Regions from separate parts of the Mus musculus genome. Here all the other regions are linked to region 1. Evidence: chromatin loops called from intact Hi-C (ENCODE). Cell type or tissue: left cerebral cortex. All regions are shown on one strand.

Region 1 (8,000 bases):
ATTGTGAGCTCTCTAGTAAATCACACATTCTACAGTTTGTAGACTCTAAGCAACTACTTGGTTTTCCATTGAGATTTACTTTAAGAAACAAAGGTCTGCTTTGTATTTTAACAAGTGTGCTTTTTTGATAATTTACCACAGGCATCTCAGTAACGGATACCCATCACTTTCTGATCAGAAAATTCTATTGGATCAGACTAATTATTTTAACGGATTTTGGTTGACTATTTGGAGGTTGGCTTTACTTTCGGATTTCCCAAGTTCAAAATCTTTCTTTTCTTCTTTTTTTTTTTTTTTTTAAGTTGAATATTTTCTACATTCAAAATCTTTCCTTCCTTCCTTCCTTCCTTTCTCCCTCCCTCTCCTCTTCTCTCCTCTCCTCTCCTCTCCTCTCCTCTCCTCTCCTCTCTTCTCCTCTCCTCTCTTCTCTTCTCTGTTTTCTTCCCTCAGTCCCTCCCTCCTCTCTCTCTTTTTCTTTCTTTCTTTCTTTCTTTCTTTCTTTCTTTCTTTCTTTCTTTCTTTCTCTCTCTCTCTCTCTCTTTCTTTCTTTCTTTCTTTCTTTCTTTTTTTCTTTCCTCCCTCCCTTCCTTCCTTCCTTCCTTCCTTCCTTCCTCCCTCCCTCTCCTCTTCTCTCCTCTCCTCTCCTCTCCTCTCCTCTCCTCTCCTCTCCTCTCTTCTCTTCTCTGTTTTCTTCCCTCAGTCCCTCCCTCCTCTCTCTCTTTTTTTTTCTTTCTTTCTTTCTTTCTTTCTTTCTTTCTTTCTCTCTCTCTCTTTCTTTCTTTCTTTCTTTCTTTCTTTTTTTCTTTCCTCCCTCCCTTCCTTCCTTCCTCCCTCCCTCCCTCCCTCCCTCCTTTCTCTCTCTCTCTCTCTCAAAGAAAACAAGAAATGCATTTAACAGTCATCTCCAGAGAGTAGCTGGGATTCCATAGACCAATGTACTCTTCCCGTTGTCAGAAAGGCTTTGCTACTCCATTTTCTGTGGTCATATTTGGACCTTACTGGATTTTCCTTTTTTTGTATGGAAAACAGTAATGGTGCCACCCTTTTCTAACATGGCTCTTCCATTCTTGTTTTTATCACCAAATGCAAGCCATCACATTTGGTGTGTTTTTCAGAAAATTCATGTTTATCTGTCATTATTTAGGCTTCCCACCAGTTGTGATTGTACTGGGACAGGAGGTAGAGTGGAGAGTGAAGCTGAGAAGACCCTGTCCCCCCCAAGGATGAAAATTTAGCATATGGAAAAAAAGATTGTTATTTGTCACTCGGAGGAGAATGATTCTGTAAAGTCTGAAGATGGCCTCAAAAATTTATCACTTGGGAGATTGGGAATACCAGTGAGACTGAACTGTAGGAAACTGTAAACCAATAAATATGTAATGGCACAGTGAGAAAGCCCCTGCTATTCAGATGATCCTGGAGCTATTTATGAGAGACAAAACCTCATTTCTTTGGATAGTCAACTTTTTGCTCTGGGTGGCTTCCTTCCTTGAATGTATACTCCTTAAAAAACTATTCTGACTTTTAATGCAACTGTGTATCTCTGTTCAACTTTTTGTTCTTGGACAGAAAAATGTGGGATCTTTGGGAAATCTACTTGTATTGACCTAGGTAGATAATTCATGTCAGGTATGATAATTCTGCTCATGAGAAAATGAAGGATTATGAAAATTCCTATAATCTTTCATGTTTGGGAGATTTACCAATACAGAAGAAAGAACAACACGTTTCAATGATAGGAGTAGACATTAAAAGATCCATATACTCATAAGGCATATGGATGTGACAATTAAATTAGGATGGCACCCTCATACCTTGCAAAGCAGAGTGGAAGGAGGGTTCAGTAAGGACTGTGCCTCCAGTGCTCTCGGGTCTAGTTTGAAAGATTTCAAAGCTGATTTAAGAGGAATATCTAGTTTTACACAGAGGTTATTGGCCCATGACCTTAAAAACATATCCCCATTATTAAAGACACAGACTTGATTTAATCTCTGTAAGGTTTCACATCTACCCCTAAGAGGACTAAAATTATGTTTGCTATTTATTTCTCTATAAAAAACCTGTAAGAATAATTGAAAGACAAAAATAGTCATTTCCAAACTCTTGGACATCTCTAATAGATCATTTTAAGGAACACAATTTCATTTCTACAAGCATGGAGTCCACTCCTCCCCCATCCCCATCCACCAACAAAAGCTTATATAGCTCAGCCTATCCTCAAACTCACTATGTTCCTGAGAATTATCTATACCTGACCTTCCTGCTTCAACCATCCTATGCAGTGCTGGAATTACAACAGTGCATTGCCACCAGCCCATTGTAGTCCCCAAGATCAAACCCAGGGTTTTTATATGCATCAAGCACTTCACCCAGTAAATATTCACATGCAGTTTTAATGTTTCTCTATGAATCTCCAGAAACTCAGAGTCTTTGAATTCTGTGGCGCTCTTCTTGAAGAGTGATTCTAAAACATTGCTTTGGGTCATCCACTCATTCACAGAGCAGAAGAAACTGTTCTTTTCCTTTCTAGAAGAGTAATGCAGATGTGGAAAACAATACAGCATGAGTATTTACTGTATTAGCATTTTATGGAAGTATTTGGTTAGATATTAGTGTGTGACTCTTCATTAGTACATGAAACCACCAAATCCTTTGACTAAGAACTGTCAGTGTGAGGTGGGGGTGCATGCATGATATTTTGAGGTACATATAACTATGATGTGCTAAGGATAATAGATTTTCTGTGCAATGTTTATTAACTAAAAAACATACATGCAAGAAATCCTGAGATTCAGTGAAAGCATAGTAAACATAAAGAGCAGCCCCTTTCCCCCATCCCTGTTCCCAGAGCTCCTGATGTCTATGTGTAATTCAAGCAGAAGGCCCACACCTTTGGGATGCATATCCTTTACATCTTCTAATCTTTCAGCGCTACAGTCCTGTAACATTTTGAGGTTTTACTTCCCCCTGGTCAGCCTGAATGCTAAAAAAAAAAAGTTCAGATTCTTAGGCATACGTACCTAAGTCAATAAAAAGTCTCAGAACAGGAAATAGTAAGTGTTCTTAAAATTGTACTTAAAACCTTGGATTCAGTGGTCCTAAACCTTCCTGATGCTGGGACCCTTTACTACAGCACCTCATGTTGTGGTTACCCTCACCCATAAAGTTATTTCACTGCTGCTTAACTGTAATTTTGATACTGTTATGAATTGTAATGTAAATATCTGAAATAATACGGGGGGTGTCCCGATTTATAGGTTCACGAGACTAATAACATTACTTTCTATTTGGTCTGATAAAAGACAAATTTCTTTTTTCACAATACATAAATTGTCACTCTTGAGGGCAATGTGTTGAATTTTCAACTGCTGGCTCTGCTCTTGTCTTAGGACCCGCCTTGTCTCCTCAGCCTTTTCATAGGATAAACGCCAGAAGGGCGGGAATTGACCATGGTTCACGCCCCCTTCCCTTCAGGTTTTCAAACAGGTCCGCATTGGTATTATAAAAGCCAGGAAGGCCGCTTGTTACAGTCACTGGCTAGTGAGCTTCCTTCCTAGTTTGCTAACATGTCTGGACGCGGGAAAGGCGGCAAGGGTCTTGGTAAGGGTGGTGCTAAGCGCCACCGCAAAGTTCTGCGCGACAACATCCAGGGCATCACCAAGCCCGCCATCCGCCGCCTGGCCCGGCGCGGAGGAGTGAAGCGCATCTCCGGCCTCATCTACGAGGAGACCCGTGGTGTGCTGAAGGTGTTCCTGGAGAACGTGATCCGCGACGCCGTCACCTACACGGAGCACGCCAAGCGCAAGACCGTCACCGCCATGGACGTTGTCTACGCGCTCAAGCGCCAGGGTCGCACCCTCTACGGATTCGGCGGCTAAACGTACTCATTTATTTTTCTTCACCCAAAAACCAAAGGCCCTTTTCAGGGCCACTACCTTCTCACTTAAAGGAGCTGCTCTTAGGTGGTTTTCTGGAATGGGGTGGGTGCTGGGACTGGCTCGATACATAGTATCTGTTTAGGCAGGTCCACCTGTCTATCTTCAGTATTGATAGCCTAAAAGCAGGCCTGTTGTCTCATTCTTTAATGCTGACATTCTCAGGAGAGGGCTGAGGGTCAGTCAAGATCCTTTTTTCCAAGTCCCTTAAGGTATAGATGCTATCCTGTCTCAAAACCAAACCCTCTAATCAATCCAGGCCTTGGAAACCTAGGAACACTGAATTATGTTCAAGTTTTCTAACCTGGAGCTTTCTACAATTTCTTCCCCTCCCTCCTTTCATTCTTTCCATGTATTCTGTGTAATAGCCCTGGCCTGGAACTTACTCTATACACCAGGCTCACAGATATCTTCCTACCTCTGCCTCCCACGTACTGGGATTAAAATCGTGGTCCACCACACCCAGCTTTCTCTAACTTCCTAATCTGTAAAATAAGCACCAGAGATTGACGTGTAAATCTTCTATCTATTCCTCAAGGAAAACTTCATATGGTCCAGGACTTCATTAACTTTCGTCAGCATTATCAGTTGTTCCCAAAGAGTCACCAGAGAAGAAACATCAGTGTCTGCTAAGAACTTAAAAAATTTTTTTTATTTGTGTTTATATATTTCTTACCTTTATATACACTTTAGGGACTAAACTCAGGCCACCAGGCACACGGAGCACATGCTTTAGCTGTCCCTCCAGCCCTTCCCTCCAAGAATTAAAAAAAAAAAAAAAAAAGACCCAGACCTTGTAGTCAATAAAAACTTGGGTAAATATCTTCAGTATTTAGCTTCAGACCCTGGGACAAGTTAACATATTTTACATATCAAAGCGGACCTGGTCTCCAGGTTCTCCCAGCTTCCCACAGTCCCTATCTGGCACACCCTGCCCCCAACCCTGAAATTTCTAGCCCAGGGGATGGGCTGCCCTTCCCCCAGAGGCTCTTCCTTATGTAATTCAGACATTTTGGTCTTTCTGCTTTTTCTTTCCTCCCACATTTCCCCTTCTCTTCTCTCCTGGTGTATACCCCTTCTCTCTTTCTTTCCTCCAACCTCTGCCCATGGTGACTTCCCTGGCCTTGGGGCCAGTGAATTCTTCTGAGAGCAGCTTCCCAATAAACCTGCCTTTAATATAATCCAATCTGGCTTGAATCAGCTTATTTAGCTGGAGGAGAAGTAACTTACCAATCGATATGTCCTTCAACAAGCTCAACAGTCAATACTCACATCCACTTTTCTTTTGTTTTTCTATCTATTTTAAAGTAGAATCTTCTCTGTAGGCTGGCCAAGCCTCAATAGGAAGCTTAGGTAGAGAAAATTTGCACACAACAGAAACTGGAGGTGTCATGGGGAATTTCAACCAGTGGGAAAAGATTGAAAAACAAAACAATAACCAGAGAGGAACTGTATGAGGGTGGGCTTTTTGTTTTGTTTTGTTTTTCAGACAGGGTTTCTCTTTGTAGCCCTGGCTGTCCTGGCAGGCTGTCCTGGAACTCAGAAATCTGTCTGCCTCTGCCTGCTAAGTGCTGAGATTAAAGGTGTGTGCCACCACTGCCTGGCATGAGGTTGGGCTTTATGGAGAGGTAGTGAGTACTACTGTACTGCAATTCTGGTTTGAAGATCAGTGGGGATGGCTGAAAGGCTCTGAGCACACTCAATCAGGAATGCTTTAATAAGGAACACAACAGCAGGCATGGGAGTACACATTTCAGTGCACAGCAGGTTCAATCAGGAATGCTTTAATAATGAACAGTACAGCAGCAGGCTTGGAGGTACACATGCCAGTGCACAGCAGACAGTCAGGCTGAAGTCTATGAGGCCAGCTTGGTTTAGTGAGTTTCATACTTTGTCCCAAGAAACAAACAAACCAACAAATCACAAACAAGAAAGGAGGAACACTACAAGTTGTAGAGATCTACACCTATAATTGCATATTTAGAAGGGTGAAGCAGAGAGTTTTAGTTTGGGTTTCATAGTTGAATTACAGGGTAGCCAGGGCTACAGACTGAAATCTTGTTACAAAGAAAACAGCTAAACAAAACAAAGGGAAACAAAATATTACCATGAAGGTTTAACTCTTCACAAGGAAGTTTCAGTATTGTTTCTAAAGTAACTGTGAGTAAAGTTGACTTGTAATTAAAAAAAAAAAAACCGTTAAAAAAAACCCACATTGTGTGTGTGTGTTCTATTTGCTCTGGGATGTCTGTAGGTCAGAGGACCTATTTTGTAGGTGCTAGGGGACATACTCAGGTGTTCATTTTTGGTGGCAAAACACTTTACACAGTGAGTAGCCTCTTGGAGTACAGTTGCAATTTTGTTACTTTAAAGTGGATAGTTTCTTTGTATTTATTTTGAAAGCTTAGGAAGGATGTTGCATAAAGGCACTTTACCCAGCTTCAGAAGGGAGCCATGGTAGAGGCTGGATGGAGGCAAGACTAGCTCTGGAACTGGGCCTTTAGTTCCATCCCCAATACCTGTGATACTTCCAACACCCAGCACTTCCTGATACTTCTACTTCCTACTTTTTCTCTCTCACAAGATTGAGTCAGGGTCCCTCCCTGCTGGACCAAGAGCTCAAACTCAGAAGCTGTAAACTCCAGAGCCTGGCAGATTAAAGAGATGGGAGTGCCCAGAGCCACATCTAACATTCCACAGCCTTAATTGCAAAGAAAGTGATGTGGCTAAATTCTAGGAACTGATTTTTTTTTTTCCAGGTCTCTTTACAAAAACGAGTCAGGAGAGGGTTTTGGGAATTTTCTTGGTGTTAAAAAAACTACCCAGCAGTTCAGGAAAGGGAAGGAAATTAAATGTTTGCAGGCTTTACAAACCACTTCATCTTTTCCTGTAATTAAAAAGTAAACAAAGCAAACGTTTTTTTAAAATGGAGATCTTGTTGCTTCTCCTACAACTTAGTTCATATGCAAAAGCCTAAAAATCCAAAAGCTCTAGGTCTTTGGAAGTGAGGAACTTTTTAAGAATTAGGAGGGTAGACTCGCGAGCTGGCCCTTCGTGCTGAGACTTTCGCTTTCAGGGAGCTGAACAGAACTCTCTCCATTCAGGGCGGCGCCGCATAAAATGGCGACCTGAACGTCACTGAAAACCAGTTTAACAAGCACCGAGCGGACAACACTGCGTTTTGATCCAAATTAGGAGACGCTGCTAAATTAAGTTTTGTGTAGCTTAGCTAAACCAGGCAGTAAACCCACGGTCCCACCTCGCCTTCCCGTGCCAATGTTAATTCCCCAGAAAGACTTAGAACAAAAGACCGGATGTGTGCGCCACGGATCTGGACGCTCGGAGATGCCAGTGTGAAACGTTCGGGGTTCTTTATTCAGAACAGAAATGTAGCCTCTCTTCACTGCAGAAGTAGCCAATTTGGCAGTTTTATCTTAAATACTTGATTTGACGAGCCTGAATAGACTAGAGGAACTTTGTCCCAGTAAATAAAGAACCATATAAAGGTGGTACTGCGGGTACTAAGAACAAGCGCATAGCTCAATTTTGAACTGTTGGGTGGCTCTGAAAAGAGCCTTTGGTTTAGGAGTGTGAGTTAAATGAACTCACTTGGAGCTGGTGTACTTGGTGACAGCCTTGGTGCCCTCCGACACCGCGTGCTTGGCCAGCTCCCCGGGCAGCAGCAGGCGCACGGCCGTCTGGATCTCCCGGGATGTGATGGTCGAGCGCTTGTTGTAATGCGCCAGGCGGGACGCCTCGCCCGCGATGCGCTCGAAGATGTCGTTCACGAACGAGTTCATGATGCCCATGGCCTTGGAGGAGATGCCGGTGTCGGGGTGCACTTGCTTCAGCACCTTGTACACGTACACCGAGTAGCTCTCCTTGCGGCTGCGCTTGCGCTTCTTGCCGTCCTTCTTCTGGGCCTTGGTGACAGCCTTCTTGGAGCCCTTCTTCGGGGCGGGAGCGGACTTGGCTGGCTCAGGCATCTTCAGATCTCTTTCTTAGGAAGAAAAAGAAAGTGAGCTGCTGTGAACGGTTTCCTTATTTGTAGGCAGTCTTATGCAA
Region 2 (8,000 bases), 160 kb after region 1:
TGCAGGACAGGAGGGTATCTCTGAGAGTTCAAGTTCAGCCTTGTGTATGTAATAAGTTCCAAGGCAGCCAATGCTATGTAGAGAGACTGTCAAAAGAAAACAAAAACAACAAACACATACAACAACAACAAAAACCAAAATAATCAACCACCCAGCCAACAAACATGTTACTTCAAATAAAACCACAGTTTTTAAAGTAAGACTGAGAATGTGGGTATGTAGCTCAGGGGTAGACTGCTTGTCTGTCGTGGGAGATGCCTTGAGTTACATCACCAGTAAATAATTAACCATAACCATCACAACAATAAAATGATAATAATAACAAAGCTCAGATTAATGATAGTATTCAAACTATCCACTACAGTGCACCTTCAGATATTTTCCAGTTCTACACATTGATTGGCTTTCAGCACTCCAAGAGTTAGACATGTAAAGAATCATTCCAAGAAAAGAGAATTGATTTTCTAGTTTTCATTCAGTGCTTCTTTGGGTTTCAATTTATTGGATTTGGATATTTATATAAATCTGAATATAGGAAATGTTGCATAAATATACCTTTTAGATTTATTTTTAATACTTTTCCTTCATTTTGGTACTAGAGGGGAAACTAAGGGTCTTGTGTATACCAGGCAAATGATCTTCCATTAAGCTATATCTTCAGTCTCCATCTGTACTTTTATAAGAAACATCTCCTTTTATTCGAGAGCTAAACATTATAACCCACCCACAGTCTTTAGTTCAGAGTTCACAGAACAGAATAAAACTCAAGGATAAAGTTAGAGAGGGGAACTTAGAATGAATGATGGTAGCCCAGGAAAGTGGGGCTCAAGCTTCAAAAGATGAAAACTTTCAGTTGGTGAAAACTGGTCCAGACAGAGGTTCAAACTGCATTGACAGCCTTGTTGTCTGAGTAAGGCCTCAGGGCACTGCCATCTCGACATCCGTAGTGGTCCGGATTGCTCCTTTTCCAGGTGTAGGAATGGAGATGCTTCCATAAGGACAATTTATTCTGATTTTAGGTTAGAGAACCTCATGCCAACATAACAGACATTGAGGTGACATTCTCGTTTCTTTACAAGACTTCCTCCCGATAGCTTTCCTTGTGTTTGCAGTCCTAGCTAGAGATGAACAGAAGCTAGGTATGCAGGCTCACACCTTTAGAAACATTTGGAAGAGAGCAGGGATTCAGGGCTTGTGGTCACAACACTTACTAAGAGCTAGTATTTCATGTGCACTATTTTGTAGCAAGCCAAACATAGTAGCTGTGAATGAATACATTCATTTCCTGACACAGTCTTGGCATAGCAAATAGAGGAGGGTACTATTATTGTTTTTCCAGTTTTAGAGATTGAGAATGGAGGCTTGGGATCATCAAGGATTCATTTAGTTTCTGCTCTATGAATCAGTATCATATCTTCTATACAGTAATAATTTTCCACAAAACTATATGATCATATGTTTAATTAAATTTTTCTAATTAAAAACCAAAACAACTGAAACCTATCTTAATTCCATCAACCAGGATAAACAAATAGACTTTCAATAAATAATGTGAAACTATTCTGTCAATTTTTTTTTCCTCATGTGATGTCTTTGTAATCTGGAATTGAAGTATAATTTGGACTAGACTAGCTAAATTTAAAATGCTTGTCAGTAACAGCTCTCATATTAATAGTGTAGGAAAAACAAAAATACATGCTCTGGGGTAGTATCTAGCAGTTTCTAAGGAAACAATAATAATGATGTGGTCCTGAAGTTTAGAGAGAATCCTGATCTTTTCATGCATCGTCCTACCCATGCCTCCTCATACCAGTGCTGACAGAGTTTAGGGTCTAAGGAAGGCTGGGCTCTCACAGCTTCTCCGGCCTATCTTGGCACAGCTTAATACCTGAAACACGGTCACCTTTGAAGATGATGAAGACAAATTTACATTTGATTATCCATTTTGGTAAAAACCTATTTAGCAGGATAATTGCGTTTGTTTGCTGTGAGAGTGGCTGGAAATATTTGCTAGTAGTTAACTTCCCAAAATCCCTTAATGGGGAAAAATGCTTTGAAAATTAGTAAAAAATTATAAGTAATAATTCAGTCTAAGCTCCTGTTCTTTCTCTCTCTCTCACTCCCTTTCCCTCTCCCCTCCCCTCCACTCTCTCTTGAAACAAGAAGTTACTTTGTTGCCTAAGCCTACCTGTTACTCACTGTATTGGGACAGACAGGCCTCAAATTCTTTATCATCTTGCTTCAAAGTTCCTGATGCGATTAAGTAATACTTGGTTCATTTGATTTGTACCAGATATCTGTTGGGGGTCTCTCTTATGATTCAGTTCTAATTTTTACTTTCTTCCCTGAGGACGTCTTTGTTTCTAGGAAGATGCAATTCAGTGCTGAATCTATATGGTGTTCTAAAGTTGTACCAGGAATTTTTCCTGAGGATCAAGTGTTCAGATTGCTTACAGCTGACTCTGTAATGCCCATCACATGCTTTCTCCTCCACTTTGTCACCTTAATTACAATCCACCTTCATGCCTACACTTTTAGTCGCAACACTATCACTACGAAAGCTTATAATTCATATGGGATTAATATAAAATCACTTAAGTAACTCTAAAAATTTTCAAAGAAACAAATGTAAAGAACTACTAGCTTTTGTTGCAACATAAACTGTAACTGCGGTACTAAGTAAAAATCAGAAGTATACAGCAACTTTACATGACATCTTAGGTGGCTCTTAAAAGAGCCTTTTTTTAAATAGCATAAAAACCATTATGCCCTCTCTCCGCGGATGCGGCGGGCGAGCTGGATGTCCTTGGGCATGATGGTGACACGCTTGGCGTGGATGGCGCACAGGTTGGTGTCCTCAAACAGACCCACAAGGTAGGCCTCGCTCGCCTCCTGCAGAGCCATGACAGCCGAGCTCTGGAAGCGCAGGTCGGTCTTGAAGTCCTGCGCGATCTCGCGCACCAGGCGCTGGAACGGCAGCTTGCGGATCAGCAGCTCGGTCGACTTCTGGTAGCGCCGGATCTCGCGCAGCGCCACGGTGCCGGGACGGTAGCGGTGAGGCTTCTTCACGCCGCCGGTGGCCGGGGCGCTCTTGCGGGCGGCTTTGGTGGCCAGCTGCTTGCGCGGGGCCTTGCCGCCGGTGGACTTGCGAGCGGTCTGCTTAGTACGAGCCATTCTTGGGAGGAGATACACAAAAGTGCAGGACGAAAGAAATCTTGCCCTTAAATATACTAAGAAACATTTTGATTGGCCTTGCAACTTTTTGAAAGTCGCGCGCTACAAATTCATTGGCTGGGAAATAGCCCGTGTGATTGGTAGTTTTAAGAGTATCTGATTGGCTACCTTGTTCTGACACTCTAGTTACGTTTTGTTCTTACAAAAAAAAGAAAAAATTAAAATTGGTATTTTAATGGAGTTTTTATCTCCAGATGGAATCACAATCTTGTTTTCGAGATGCGGTGATTGCAAGTCTGAGTGCCTAGACGTTGCTCCATTCCTTTGTAATTTTGTGTTACAAGGTACAAAGCGTAATAACTTGTAACTACTTTGGAGTTGGGTAAAGTAAAATCATGATCCAACAATCTTAACTCACATTCTTGGTCTTAAAGGGGGCAACTAGTATGTCAAGCGCTGTGGGTGAGTTATTTTAAAGGTTACCAATCTTTACTTCGTAGAAAACTGGGCTTTTAAATATGAACACTCACTACTCAAAGAAGTATTTGTGTATTTTCTACAGAAGGGGAAGGCACTATAGGTACTGCATCACAAGCTGATCTTGGGAAAAAGTGCATAGCTCTTAAGAGCCGTTAGATACGTCAATAGTAGAATTTCTTGACTTGAATCTATTTCCCTTGGCCTTGTGGTGGCTCTCGGTCTTCTTGGGCAGCAGCACGGCCTGGATGTTGGGCAGGACGCCGCCCTGCGCGATGGTCACGCGGCCCAGCAGCTTGTTGAGCTCCTCGTCGTTGCGGATGGCCAGCTGCAGGTGGCGCGGGATGATGCGCGTCTTCTTGTTGTCGCGGGCCGCGTTGCCCGCCAGCTCCATGATCTCGGCCGCCAGGTACACCGGAGCGCCGGCGCCCACGGCTCACGAGGAACTAACTGTAGGCCGGCCCGGGAGGAGCCGGTCTTGGCTTTGGCGGGAGCCTTGTCGCACTGCTTGCAGTGTCCAGACATTACTAAAAGTTCCCAAATAAGGAAACACTGTAACCTACTGTTAACATACCACATAGATTGTGTAGTGTCACGAAATATCGCTGTCCTATTGGTCAAAATGGTCTTCTTCTCTTGCCCAATTGTAGATGGGATTTTGAGTCTCTTATTTGCATAAAGCCTTTGAGGCCATTATTCTTAACCAATCAAAAGTAAAAGCACTTGCTCCTTCATTTGAATTTCAGGAGTATAAATAAAATAAGTGCGCCCTCACTGCCTACCAGTTTCTGACCATTTTGTGTGTCTTCTTTTGAACAGAATGCCAGAGCCTTCTAAGTCTGCACCAGCCCCTAAGAAGGGATCTAAGAAAGCCATCTCTAAGGCGCAGAAGAAGGATGGCAAGAAGCGCAAGCGCAGCCGCAAGGAGAGCTATTCGGTGTACGTGTACAAGGTGCTGAAGCAAGTGCACCCCGACACCGGCATCTCCTCCAAGGCCATGGGCATCATGAACTCGTTCGTGAACGACATCTTCGAGCGCATCGCGAGCGAGGCGTCCCGCCTGGCGCATTACAACAAGCGCTCGACCATCACGTCCCGGGAGATCCAGACGGCCGTGCGCCTGCTGCTGCCCGGGGAGCTGGCCAAGCACGCCGTGTCGGAGGGCACTAAGGCCGTCACCAAGTACACCAGCTCCAAGTGAGCTCGTAGGGCTCACAACAAACCCAAAGGCTCTTTTAAGAGCCACCCACACTTTTCAGAAAAGAAGTTGTAATATATGACCTAACTTTGTTAGCCAAATATGTCTTTATGAAAAGTGGAATTGAGCATTTGCTCTGAGTTTAAAGGCTGAGGTCACAATCATTGCCATTTTCCCACTTTGTGTCATGAGTTTCGATGTTGTACATATTGAGTCTAGGTATTTTACTCAGTGCTTTGTAGCAGTGCTATCTGTAGGAGTTGGCCTTTAATGTATTTAGTCTTTCAAATTAGCTTCCTACTGTGAGATTGAGTATTAAAACATTACAGCCAATTGCGCTTCAGTGAAAAGCAACCACAGCTTTCTAATTTTTTTTGTTTGTTTCTTATGTCTTGGGACATTTACATTCAGGGTAGGATATTGACAATAGATGGAACCAGAGGAGTTATAAATACTTGAAGCAACTTAGCTTTTTTGAAAAACCACCATGTTGACAATTGGATTTCCATGACTTACAAAGTAATTGTTAAAAAACTGGTAAAGGCTTTGACTGGGAAAAAGTCAGTGCCTCGAGCATTTGTGCTAGGGCAGGAAAACTAGGAATCAGATGGGGCAAATGGCTTAACGGGTGTTAAGTTTTAAATTTCTTTTTTCTTTTTTTTTCATTTTTAAACTGTCTGAGAATATGTGGTGACAGGAGAAAATAAAGTTGCTCAGAATGAGTAGTTCATGGAAAATATTTTAAAATATTTTATCCATGATTCGGGACTTCACCCCTGCTTTCTCATTGGTTTATCGAATCCTTGAATATGAAAGGCAGGCTCCTGAAAAGGCTAGGCAAAGACTTCAAGAGCTCTTAGAATGCTGGGTAGTGGTGATATACCTTCCTTTAATCTTGGGAGACAGAGGCAGGAGGATTTGAATCTGAGGCAAGCCAGTCCTTCAGAGAGAATTCCAGGACAGTTGAGGGCTACACAGAGAAACCTGGACTACAAAACACACACCCACACCCACACACACAGTGCGATTGGGCGGGGTGGGGTGGGGGTGGGGGTGGGGGTGGGGTAGAGAGACAGACACAGAAGTAGAGAGACAGAACTCTCATACACACAAAATACCATGGCTAAAATACTTGTCTTAGAAACATTTCTGTGTGTGAGAGAGAATACACAGCCCACCTTAACAGCAAGAAAGGAACATAGACGACGGTTCCTGAAGCTTGCTTACCTTGAGCTTACTCCCTTTGGAGTAAGATGTTAATATTCTTACTGTAAGTGGATCTCTCCAGTTAGGGATTCTTTTCTCTGTTGTCTTTATGCCTTTCCCTTTTTATTTACTGTTTCTTTTACACAAAAAGACATGAATACTTGATGTTTTACTTGACCATGCCATATTGGAAGAAACAGTGACAAATGTTGGAAAAATTAGCAAGGTCTTCAAAGAAACAGGTAGCGGGAAGTCCAGCCTGCTCATTATCTGAGGGAGTATGAACAAGAGACGAGAATGCCGTATTCTGGCTTAATTGTAAGGCAGAAGATGCAGGCTTCTCAAGTCTGCCTTAGCGTCATTCAACACATTTTTAATTTAATGAAGAAATTGAAATCTCTATGTGGCTGAGCTTGACATGAAGCTTTGGGTCTTCTTCCTTTTACCTTCAAGTACTAAGATTACAGGAGTCTCCCGTCCTCCCTGACCTTGAGTAGTGTGGGCCATAGGACTTAAAGCTTGCTTTTCACGCCTTCTTTCCTACTCCTTTACATTTCCAACAGTGGTGGTTCCTTTGTTTTTATATTTGTTCCTGTTTTTGGTTTTTTTGCTTGCTTGTTTTATGTTTCTTTTTGTCTTGGTTTTGTTTCTTGCTTTGTTTTGTTCTTACGACTTAAATTATATGTCAGTGACTCTTGTTGTTGGGTTTTTCATTGTAATGTCCTTAAAATCTACTACCTGACCATTAGTTAAAGTATTGGAGACTTACCAGTAACTTCAAATTTTTTAATCATAAAAATGCAGAGTGATACCTCTCTATGCAGTTTTGAAAAACCTTATGGGAAACATTAAGAGGTGGGATTTATAGATTGAATGATAAACATAGGATATTTTCCATACTTGTTCCCTAGCTGCCTTCGAGAATGGCTATTTTCATTCACCAAAATACCATCTTGCTTCCCAGAAGGCATGTACTGTTAGTCTTCTAGATACTTTCCGCTGGGAAACTGTAAATGGTAACACAGTCTACTCACTGCTATTTGAAACCAAGACATTTTTGTGACATTTCTTCCATTATGTTTCCATGATTCATATCTTCTGTTTTTCTTCTCCATTGGACAAAATAATCCAGGCTTCTTAAGTAATTCTGAAAATAGCAGTGCTTGACACAAGGGATATTTTTTTGATATCCCCTTTGTCACCTAAAGACATTGTTAACTGTTATCTGTTATTTGTTTACTACACCTGGGCACCTATGTAATAAACTTTTCTTTGATTTATATTGCTAAGGTCTATGATGAAAACACCACAGCACCACCTCAGCTACACTGGATTTTGGCATAGTTTAAGAATAGTTTACACAATCTTTCTTGTGATGTTCCCACATGACTCATGCATCTGTGTGGTTCTCTTTTCATTCTTCTATACCTCTATGTGATACACCTACATTATCAGACACTGAGTCATGAGACGTGCCCCGGCTTTTACACTTATCGTCTGGCTAGGCACAAGGAGTAGAAGGCAAGGTAGCAGGGAATGTAGGAAATAGTTAAAATGCTTTGTCATGTCAAGTGGAAAAAAGACCAAGAACATGATGGAAACAGCTCAACAGGAGCTAGGCGAGGTTTCCTGGAACAGGAGAGTCCTTAGTCTCGTTCTTTTAGGCTGGCCCTGGACTGAAGAAATGGTGTTTTCTCCTTGAACATAGATCTTTCATCTATGTTGTCTCCAGTCACCAAGACAGCAACGCCTTTCAGTGCAAACTCTTCAGGACCTCCTTGGCCTCATATATTCCAGGTTCTCCTGGGTCAGTGACGGGGCAGGGTCTCCTTTTCCCCAGTCTCTATTTTCCAGGTAGTTTAAGGATAATTCAACCACGATAAAGAATAATTTGGCATGCTTATACTGTCTTTGATATTGGTGGAGCTAAAAGAAAGCCTGCCAT
Region 3 (8,000 bases), 1.8 Mb before region 1:
CACACATTTTAGTTGACTGCCACCTTGAAGTCAGGTTGTTTCAAAGGCACATGCCTCTAGATTGTAAACTAACCTCACCTATATTTGAACACCTTAGGAGGATGTAGCACATATGCTCAGATACTGGAAAACATGATAGATGTTGGACCTGAGGTAGGTAAACAGCCGCTTTTTGGTGACAAAGGAGGGGGCTCTGAAAAGAGCCTTTTGTTATTAACAGGTAGGGGAATTACGCCCTCTCCCCGCGAATGCGACGGGCCAGCTGGATGTCCTTGGGCATGATGGTGACACGCTTGGCGTGGATGGCGCACAGGTTGGTGTCCTCAAACAGACCCACGAGGTAGGCCTCACAGGCCTCCTGCAGAGCCATGACAGCCGAGCTCTGGAAGCGCAGGTCGGTCTTGAAGTCCTGCGCGATCTCGCGCACCAGGCGCTGGAACGGCAGCTTGCGGATCAGCAGCTCGGTCGACTTCTGGTAGCGCCGGATCTCGCGCAGCGCCACGGTGCCGGGACGGTAGCGGTGAGGCTTCTTCACGCCGCCGGTGGCCGGGGCGCTCTTGCGGGCGGCCTTGGTGGCCAGCTGCTTGCGCGGGGCCTTGCCGCCGGTGGACTTGCGAGCGGTCTGCTTAGTACGAGCCATCTCAGTACACTAGAAAGTGAATAAAGTGGTGTTGAGATGGAAAAGCCCAAGTATATATATAACAAGCCACCCTTTTGGATTGGACAGTAAACTGCTGACATCATAGTTCCAGACAGGGGATTGGTCCGCGTTTAAACCGAGTAAGGAAAGGAAAAACGTTGCCTACATTTTATATTTAACGTACAAATTTCATCTTTTTACATAACAATTACTCTAGCAACTCCCAGAATTTATCATCTCGAGATAATGTTGGCTTTGGAGGTCAAAAGACCTCTTCGCTATTTATTTAAACAAGAGCACCGTTATTTGGGGGCAGAAATTTAATGGAAAGAAATCTGAAAGGAAAATTAACAAAAAAAAAAAAAAAAAAAAAGTTATTCCTGGAGTCATGAGCACTTCTTACACTTGATTTCGCTCAAAAACTGCTTGCAACACTTTTATGACCGGAAACTTTTAGAAGTTGCAATTGATACTGCCTTTCAGCGGTTGCGATTTTGGCGCGAAAAAAATTCAAAATCAGTGTATCTGCAACTTACTAGGGCTTTGAGATCCAGAAGGCTTTGAGATTCTGTTACTCTTCTACAGCAACACTGTAGGGGACAGGGGCATTCCCAGGTTGGCATTCATTATTTACAAGTTACAAAGTTACACCATTCAAGGTTAAAAGCGAACGCTGGGAATTCACAGATAGCAGCCCCACCCCACCGCCCAACACACACACACTATGTATACAGCTCTAGGAGACTAAGGCAGCCTTTGGAGTAACTCAGCAAGGGGTGATCTGATGATCCTGCTGAGCCAGGAAGACGATGGCAGGCTTGGTGATATTCAGCACATGACTTTTCGGGAGTGCTTGGTGCCGTTTTTTTTACCCAGGCCCTTTCCCCCACTTAATGTGGTCAAATTTGCCAGAAACAAAAGCAATAAGATCAGACAGTAAGCATGTTGTTTTATGAACAGGCTTTTTGCCTAATTGGGAATATCAGGCACAAGCAATATTTACTTGCTGTTTACCAGAGAACCTTACCAAGATTATCAGGAAAAAAGAACTGCTGAAGACGCTCATTTGAAAATAGCTCTATCCACCCCACATTCGGAGCTACCCACAGGTCATCCTTTACGAGTCAGGCGCCTAACCTGCCTTCACTCACAGCGTAGTCTTTGTGCTTGGTTGATGTACTCAGAGCCTAAGAGGGCTGAAGACAAATGTTTCTGACAATGTCAGATGTGCAAAGTGCTTTCTTTATAACAAAAGCTAAACAGCCTGCGAATTAGAATGGTAAAGGTGTATCAGTGTAGTTGAAGCTTAGATGTGCCCCTGAGCTCCCACACTTTGCCAAAATGGGTTGGTTTTTTTTTTCCATATGTAATTATTTGGGAAGGAGAGATTCAAACTCCATCTTTGTGCTGCTTCCCCCTGTGCTTTTCTCAGACTTGCCACATATCTGCTGAAAAGTGATTCCTGTTTTCTTCATTCCAAAATCATTCAAGAATCAGAGTTGTTGCTCCATTATTATTATTATTATTATTATTATTATTATTATTATTTGCAGAGGGAGGAGATAAAAAAAAAACTGGCTCCTGTCCTCTTTCTCTACCCATGGAAAACAACTGCACCCAGACATTCTCTCCATTACATTTACAAAAAAGAGGCACAATGCAGAGGCCAAAGATGACTTTATTGCTAGAAAACCCATTTTAAAGGCAACGGTGTTGCTTGGTTCTTGAGATTCTAGCTGTTTGGAAAGAATTACCAAACACCTTATACTATCTTCTAGAGCAAATGAGTTTTCTCCCATTCTTCTCTTGCAATGTCAGTGATATTTACCTTTAAAATGTGTCAACATTTTTGTTACTCTTGGAAGTAATGCCACCTTTAATTTTAATAGTTTTTGTAAGTATATTGTGAAGTGTCCAAGCTGTCTGTTAATGACTCCATTCTCCGGGGCTTGTAGGTTGTGAGTGGTCTTGGCATCCTGCAGAAAAGCCTCAAGAATCTGCTTTCCTTGCAACAATTACTTTAAAACCAAAAAGCATTCTACTTATGGGAAAAGCACAGGCTCTGTGCACATTATTTGAAATTTTATAACACAAAACACTTGAGTCCTATTCTCTTTTTAATGAAAAGAGATAAAAACAGGAAGAAAAAAGAAGAAAAGAAAAGAAAGAAAAGAAAAGAAACTTCATCTAACTTTAAGCTTGGTACCTGGGACCTGCAAATTGACTTGACAAATGGCATCTTAGCAGGGAGAATGATTTATAAAATATATACAGAGAAAGCTTTGCAGCAAGCAAGCTCAAGAAAACGTAAAAATGAAGTTTACTGGCTCTTTTAAGGATCTGGAGAATAAATACATGGGAAGGTAAATACACAAACTAGTAACAGGAGAGGCTAACCAGCAAAAATCCTCAATGATGGGCATTATTTTTGGTAGGTCAGAGCACAATAATGGAAATTTTTCTTCATGGCATTGTAAAGGGAGACTTCTGTCAAGTGTTTCACCATCCCTGTGTTCAGTGTCATCTTCAATTAATCCTTATACCCAAGTGATATACTTGGGGTTAAACATTAAGTCCCCTATATAAAGTAGTTTGAAACTTGGCCGGTTTGGTTGCCTTGAGCATGTTTAATCCTGCTAATATTCTTCTTGGTGAGACTGAGTTAAATACTGAAAGAGATTGGGCCTGTGAAAGAAATCCCTGGCATTCTACTCTCCTGGATTCTCCTTTGCTTCCAAACATAGGTACTAAAGCCAGAATTCTTCAGTAAAGGGAAAAGTAGAAACTAGGGCTCCACTCTAAAAAAGCAGTAATGTGGGGACATTCATTCTTTATCCTTTCAAGAGCCTCATTCGGTACTGATGAGGAAAGACAGTTGCTGCACACGGGTCAAGAACCTGGACAGACCAGGCTTGCTGGAGTTTGCCTTTGTGCTAGACCAAATAGGTCAAATCCTGGATACCTTCCAAACGGCTTACATTCACTTTGCCATTAAGAGGTGGACTCTTTTCATGTTGCCAGTTTGCACATGTTTATCTTATAAGACTGCTCCTGTAAACTAGTTATGTATTCCAATATGGTTGAAAATCAATACAGGATGCTGTCATATGGTGACCTTAAGTACAAATTGCTGTTACTAGCTAACATTGAACTTTAGCTTTTGTAAATCAAAGACTGGCAGATAATAGCCTTTAAATATAATGGTTTTAAATTTGTAACCTATTTGCAACTCTGTAGCCACTTAGGGGAAAAGGTGGTGTTTTTATCTCTTTTCATTAAAAAAAGAATTGGACATGTTACCAAAATCACCTTGATAACTGAGGATCGGAGAAACAGATTCCTTCTATAGAAAGTAACAAAAAGTAGCAACCAATAAAGCTTAAGCTCCTTAAAAAGACAAATGTGTTAGCTCTGAAAAGAGCCTTTGTTTTTTAAATGATCAGGAAACAATTGTCTTATTTTCCCTTGGCCTTGTGGTGGCTCTCGGTCTTCTTCGGCAGCAGTACGGCCTGGATGTTGGGCAGGACGCCGCCCTGCGCGATGGTCACGCGGCCCAGCAGCTTGTTGAGCTCCTCGTCGTTGCGGATGGCCAGCTGCAGGTGGCGCGGGATGATGCGCGTCTTCTTGTTGTCGCGGGCCGCGTTGCCCGCCAGCTCCAGGATCTCGGCCGTCAGGTACTCCAGCACGGCCGCCAGGTACACCGGGGCGCCGGCGCCCACGCGCTCCGAGTAGTTGCCCTTGCGGAGCAGCCGGTGCACGCGGCCCACGGGGAACTGCAGGCCGGCCCGGGAGGAGCGGGTCTTGGCCTTGGCGCGAGCCTTGCCGCCCTGTTTGCCGCGTCCAGACATTCTAAACAAAAAGAAAGAACTGACAACTGCAAAGGCCAAAAGTGGAGGAGCTTGGCCTTTATAGGATTCTCCAAGCGCGAAAAAGAGCCTACGCGATTGGCTGGCTTCTTCTTTTCGTCTAGACCAATGGGAGGCGTTTATGCCGAAGCGTAGTTCCATTGGGCGCTACGCCATGAAAATTTGAAAATTTTAACCAATCAGAAATGTGTATCTCTAAGCCTCATTTGAATAACGCCTTATTAAAAAGCGAAGGGCTCACGGCGCAAGTTGTAGCGTGGTAGAGTTCCTGACCTAACATGCCTGAGCCTGTTAAGTCCGTTCCCGCCCCGAAGAAGGGCTCCAAGAAGGCCGTCACCAAGGCCCAAAAGAAGGATGGCAAGAAGCGCAAGCGCAGCCGCAAGGAGAGCTACTCGGTGTACGTGTACAAGGTGCTGAAGCAAGTGCACCCCGACACCGGCATCTCCTCCAAGGCCATGGGCATCATGAACTCGTTCGTGAACGACATCTTCGAGCGCATCGCGAGCGAGGCGTCCCGCCTGGCGCATTACAACAAGCGCTCGACCATCACGTCCCGGGAGATCCAGACGGCCGTGCGCCTGCTGCTGCCCGGGGAGCTGGCCAAGCACGCGGTGTCGGAGGGCACCAAGGCTGTCACCAAGTACACCAGCTCCAAGTGAGTTCGTCTGACTCACTCCAAACACAAAGGCTCTTTTCAGAGCCACCCACATTCTCAAAACAGAGATGGATTGCTTGTTAAGTGATTCTACCTTACTCGGACATATTAGTTACTATTTTTTAGGGTTAAGTAAGGGTTTTTGTCTTGAGGTTTTGTTTTGCATTTTTATTTTAATCCTAATATTGTTTTTCTGCCCCCAGCTCTCCTAGAATTCTCTGAAGTCAGGTTAACCTCTGAGATCGAGGGCTGATCTCTCTGTCCTGAGTACTTAGGTTAAGTTCCTGCACCCACACTGTCATTAACAATTGTTTCTAATTAGTATCCCAGAATCTATGAGGATTTCTTAGTTTAAATTTAGCCTGTCTTGTTAAGTGCTACCACCTAATGTCTCAAATCTGCTTTTGAACTCCTGCTGAGACGTCACAATAGATTCTGTTCAATAAGATACCTCATTGGAGCCCCGAGGTCTACATGATTCTCGCTGAAAACTTGAGATGTAGTCAGGCGCAGCTTAATTTGATTGGGTCCTGTTTTCTTGGTCGTTTGGTTTGAAGTTTTGTTTTCAGAATGAATTTCACTGGTTAGCAGTATATTCTCAAACTAATTCTAGCCAGGCTAACCTCCAGATTGGACATTCGGCCTCAGTTTCATAAATCGCTGGAATTACAGGCCTATACAACCAGACTTGTTCTTGCAAGGCCCCAGCTAAGCACCAAGGAAACAAAACTTTCCTCCGTTTTCCTAAGTGTATTCAACTTTTGTAAATTTCTTCTGTTCCACCTTCATTGTCTGCTGGTGTGGTGATGATTGGAATTAGATTGTGGGAGGAAAAAAACCTCAAAAGGATATTGATTGTTTGGGATTGTCCTGGAATTTTTCAGAGGATAAAATACTAAGTAAAGATTAAATCAAACCACTTTAAAGACGAAAAAGCCCTTTTTCTGTAAGTCCTCTAGGACAGTAAATGCAAATGGTGATGACTTAGGTGCGAATATGAACAGCTCAAAGTAGTTAAATATCAATGAGATTTTAGTGTGCCACTGCTAAAAGAAACATTAGCTGTGTATGACTTGTAAGGTCTTAATAAAGCCTAACCATTTTCCTTAATCATCTCCATTAATCTCTATAGAATCCTGTGGAACAAATTCTATTATCTTCCTTCCTTTTAAAGTTGAGGAAATTAAAATGATTGTACGGAAGCTGCAACATAAATAGAGGCTTGTCTGAGTGGAGACCGAAGTGTGAACTACCCTCCACAATATGATCCTGAAAAAGAAGTATTTAATACATTATAAAAATAAAGGTTTCAATCTATCCCATTATGTAATACAGTCTCTTCCATCCCTCCCCTTCCCCCGCCCCCGCCATATGAGTTTGGGGTTTGGGTTTTCCACGGAAGATTGGTACCTTTGGATCTTTGATTTTGTGTGTGCTCTGTAACAAGGCTTCACTAGAAAACCTCCTTCCTCAGCCTCACACTGCGCTTACAGGCTTGTTTTAGAGTTAGATGAAATTCAGACTGAATTCTTGTGAGGGAAAGTGAAGTTTTCTTGTCTCCTTTCACTGTGCCATGATTAACAATGTGGTGGTAAATAGATTAGCCAGAGAAGTTGTGAGACCAAAACAGGAAATACATTGTTATTAACTCTCTATACCTCAGAAGAGTAAGTTTGTTTCCCACACCTAATGTATCCTGCAAAGCAGGTCTTTCAATGTACTCATCTTGTGGCTCCATGATGTATGATGCTCACCCCTTTGCCTTGCTAAACTCCTGAACCTGTGATATATGATTGCCTTTAGCCTTACTAAAATGTTTCTTACCAGATACCTTGATGACTACCCTTCCACGTGATGTATTTTTATAACTTATCTACCTCACAGGCAGCCTTGAGCCCCCGACTCTTCTGTCTTGATGTTAACAACACAACTTTTCTATCAGTCCTAATGTCCTCATAAAAGGTACCTCAAAAGCCAGTGAGGGGGCTGTTCTCTGAAATCTTAACCTTGGGAGAGGCAGCAGGCTTCCCAGTTCTAAATATAAAGCTTACTTTAATCAAGAGAGCTGTGGCTTTTGTGAGGTCTAACAAAGTGTGTAGGTATATTACATGAAAGAAAACCTAATACCCTGATCAGAGATGTCTTGAAGTTTATATTCCTTCTTAGTGCAGGACAGAAGATATACAGTCAAACAAGTGGAAAGGAAGTGAGCTAGGGGACAGGCTTGCAATAAACCATTTGTGGCAAGACTGTATGCACGAGGAGTTGACCTTGAAGATCTCTGCAGATGCAATCTCTCCTTCAAACGGTTGTCGGAAGAAAGTCTCCGTATTTCAGCAGCTTCTGGAAATTTGTCTTCAGACAATTAGTCTTTTAAGAGAACGTCAAGGGCTGGTGAGATGGCTCAGTGGGTAAGAGCACCCGACTGCTCTTCCGAAGGTCCGAAGTTCAAATCCCAGCAACCACATGGTGGCTCACAACCACCCGTAATGAGATCTGATGCCCTCTTCTGGTGTGTCTGAAGACAGCTACAGTGTACTTACATATAATAAATAAATAAATAAATCTTTAAAAAAAAAAAAAAAAAAAAAAGAGAACGTCAAAACAAGTCCCTCTCTGAGTTTGCTGTGCCTCGAATGCCTTCATCTGCAGTGCAAGAGGCATAATGTTCTATGTGCATATGAAAAGATGACTACTTCTATTAGGACACATGCTGTTAGTCTCCCGCAGCGAGGAAAGACTCTCCCGCACTGCTGCCTGCGGCAATAAGGAGATCCCGCAATCTTTTGGAGGGCCTACCTCATTTGCTATCAGTTCCTGGCTTTCACGCAGAAAGGAA

Evidence for each region. Peaks named below come from ENCODE experiments on the same cell type or tissue, not always from the same donor. Only the 100,000 strongest peaks of a DNase experiment are listed, where the experiment ranks them.
Region 2: it touches region 1 in a loop (6-fold over the local background); 18 of 42 quality-filtered maps call a loop at or near these places.
Region 3: a loop joins it to region 1, with 1.9 times the contacts of the local background. A loop is called at or near these places in 5 of 42 quality-filtered maps.

The regions. Positions count from the first base shown.
Region 1 is chr13:23,578,036-23,586,035 of GRCm38, forward strand. H4c4 (H4 clustered histone 4) reads left to right here and starts at 3,533. Exons shown (of 1, transcript NM_175654.3): 1 at 3,533-3,934. The coding sequence starts at 3,567. The coding sequence ends at 3,878. It overlaps H2bc6 (H2B clustered histone 6), which reads right to left. Exons shown (of 2, transcript NM_001177653.1): 2 at 5,635-7,935. The coding sequence starts at 7,921. The coding sequence ends at 7,541. In left cerebral cortex, no CTCF peak of the experiment used is centred here; DNase peaks (open chromatin) are centred at 3,494, 7,093 and 7,956; H3K4me3 peaks cover 2,674 bases; H3K27ac peaks cover 3,672 bases.
Region 2 is chr13:23,742,324-23,750,323 of GRCm38, forward strand. It overlaps H3c3 (H3 clustered histone 3), which reads right to left and starts at 3,198. Exons shown (of 1, transcript NM_175653.2): 1 at 2,719-3,198. The coding sequence starts at 3,174. The coding sequence ends at 2,764. H2bc3 (H2B clustered histone 3) reads left to right here and starts at 4,411. Exons shown (of 1, transcript NM_175664.3): 1 at 4,411-4,900. The coding sequence starts at 4,472. The coding sequence ends at 4,852. It also overlaps the pseudogene H2ac5-ps. In left cerebral cortex, CTCF peaks have their summits at 3,235 and 4,036; DNase peaks (open chromatin) are centred at 3,277, 3,775, 4,310 and 4,917; H3K4me3 peaks cover 1,815 bases; H3K27ac peaks cover 2,182 bases.
Region 3 is chr13:21,782,731-21,790,730 of GRCm38, forward strand. H3c11 (H3 clustered histone 11) reads right to left here and starts at 667. Exons shown (of 1, transcript NM_178207.2): 1 at 185-667. The coding sequence starts at 640. The coding sequence ends at 230. H2ac22 (H2A clustered histone 22) reads right to left here and starts at 4,518. Exons shown (of 1, transcript NM_178184.3): 1 at 4,044-4,518. The coding sequence starts at 4,488. The coding sequence ends at 4,096. H2bc22 (H2B clustered histone 22) reads left to right here and starts at 4,758. Exons shown (of 2, transcript NM_178202.2): 1 at 4,758-5,161; 2 at 6,294-6,483. The coding sequence starts at 4,785. The coding sequence ends at 6,333. In left cerebral cortex, a CTCF peak has its summit at 4,294; DNase peaks (open chromatin) are centred at 302, 709, 1,196, 4,654 and 1 more place; H3K4me3 peaks cover 2,629 bases; H3K27ac peaks cover 1,281 bases.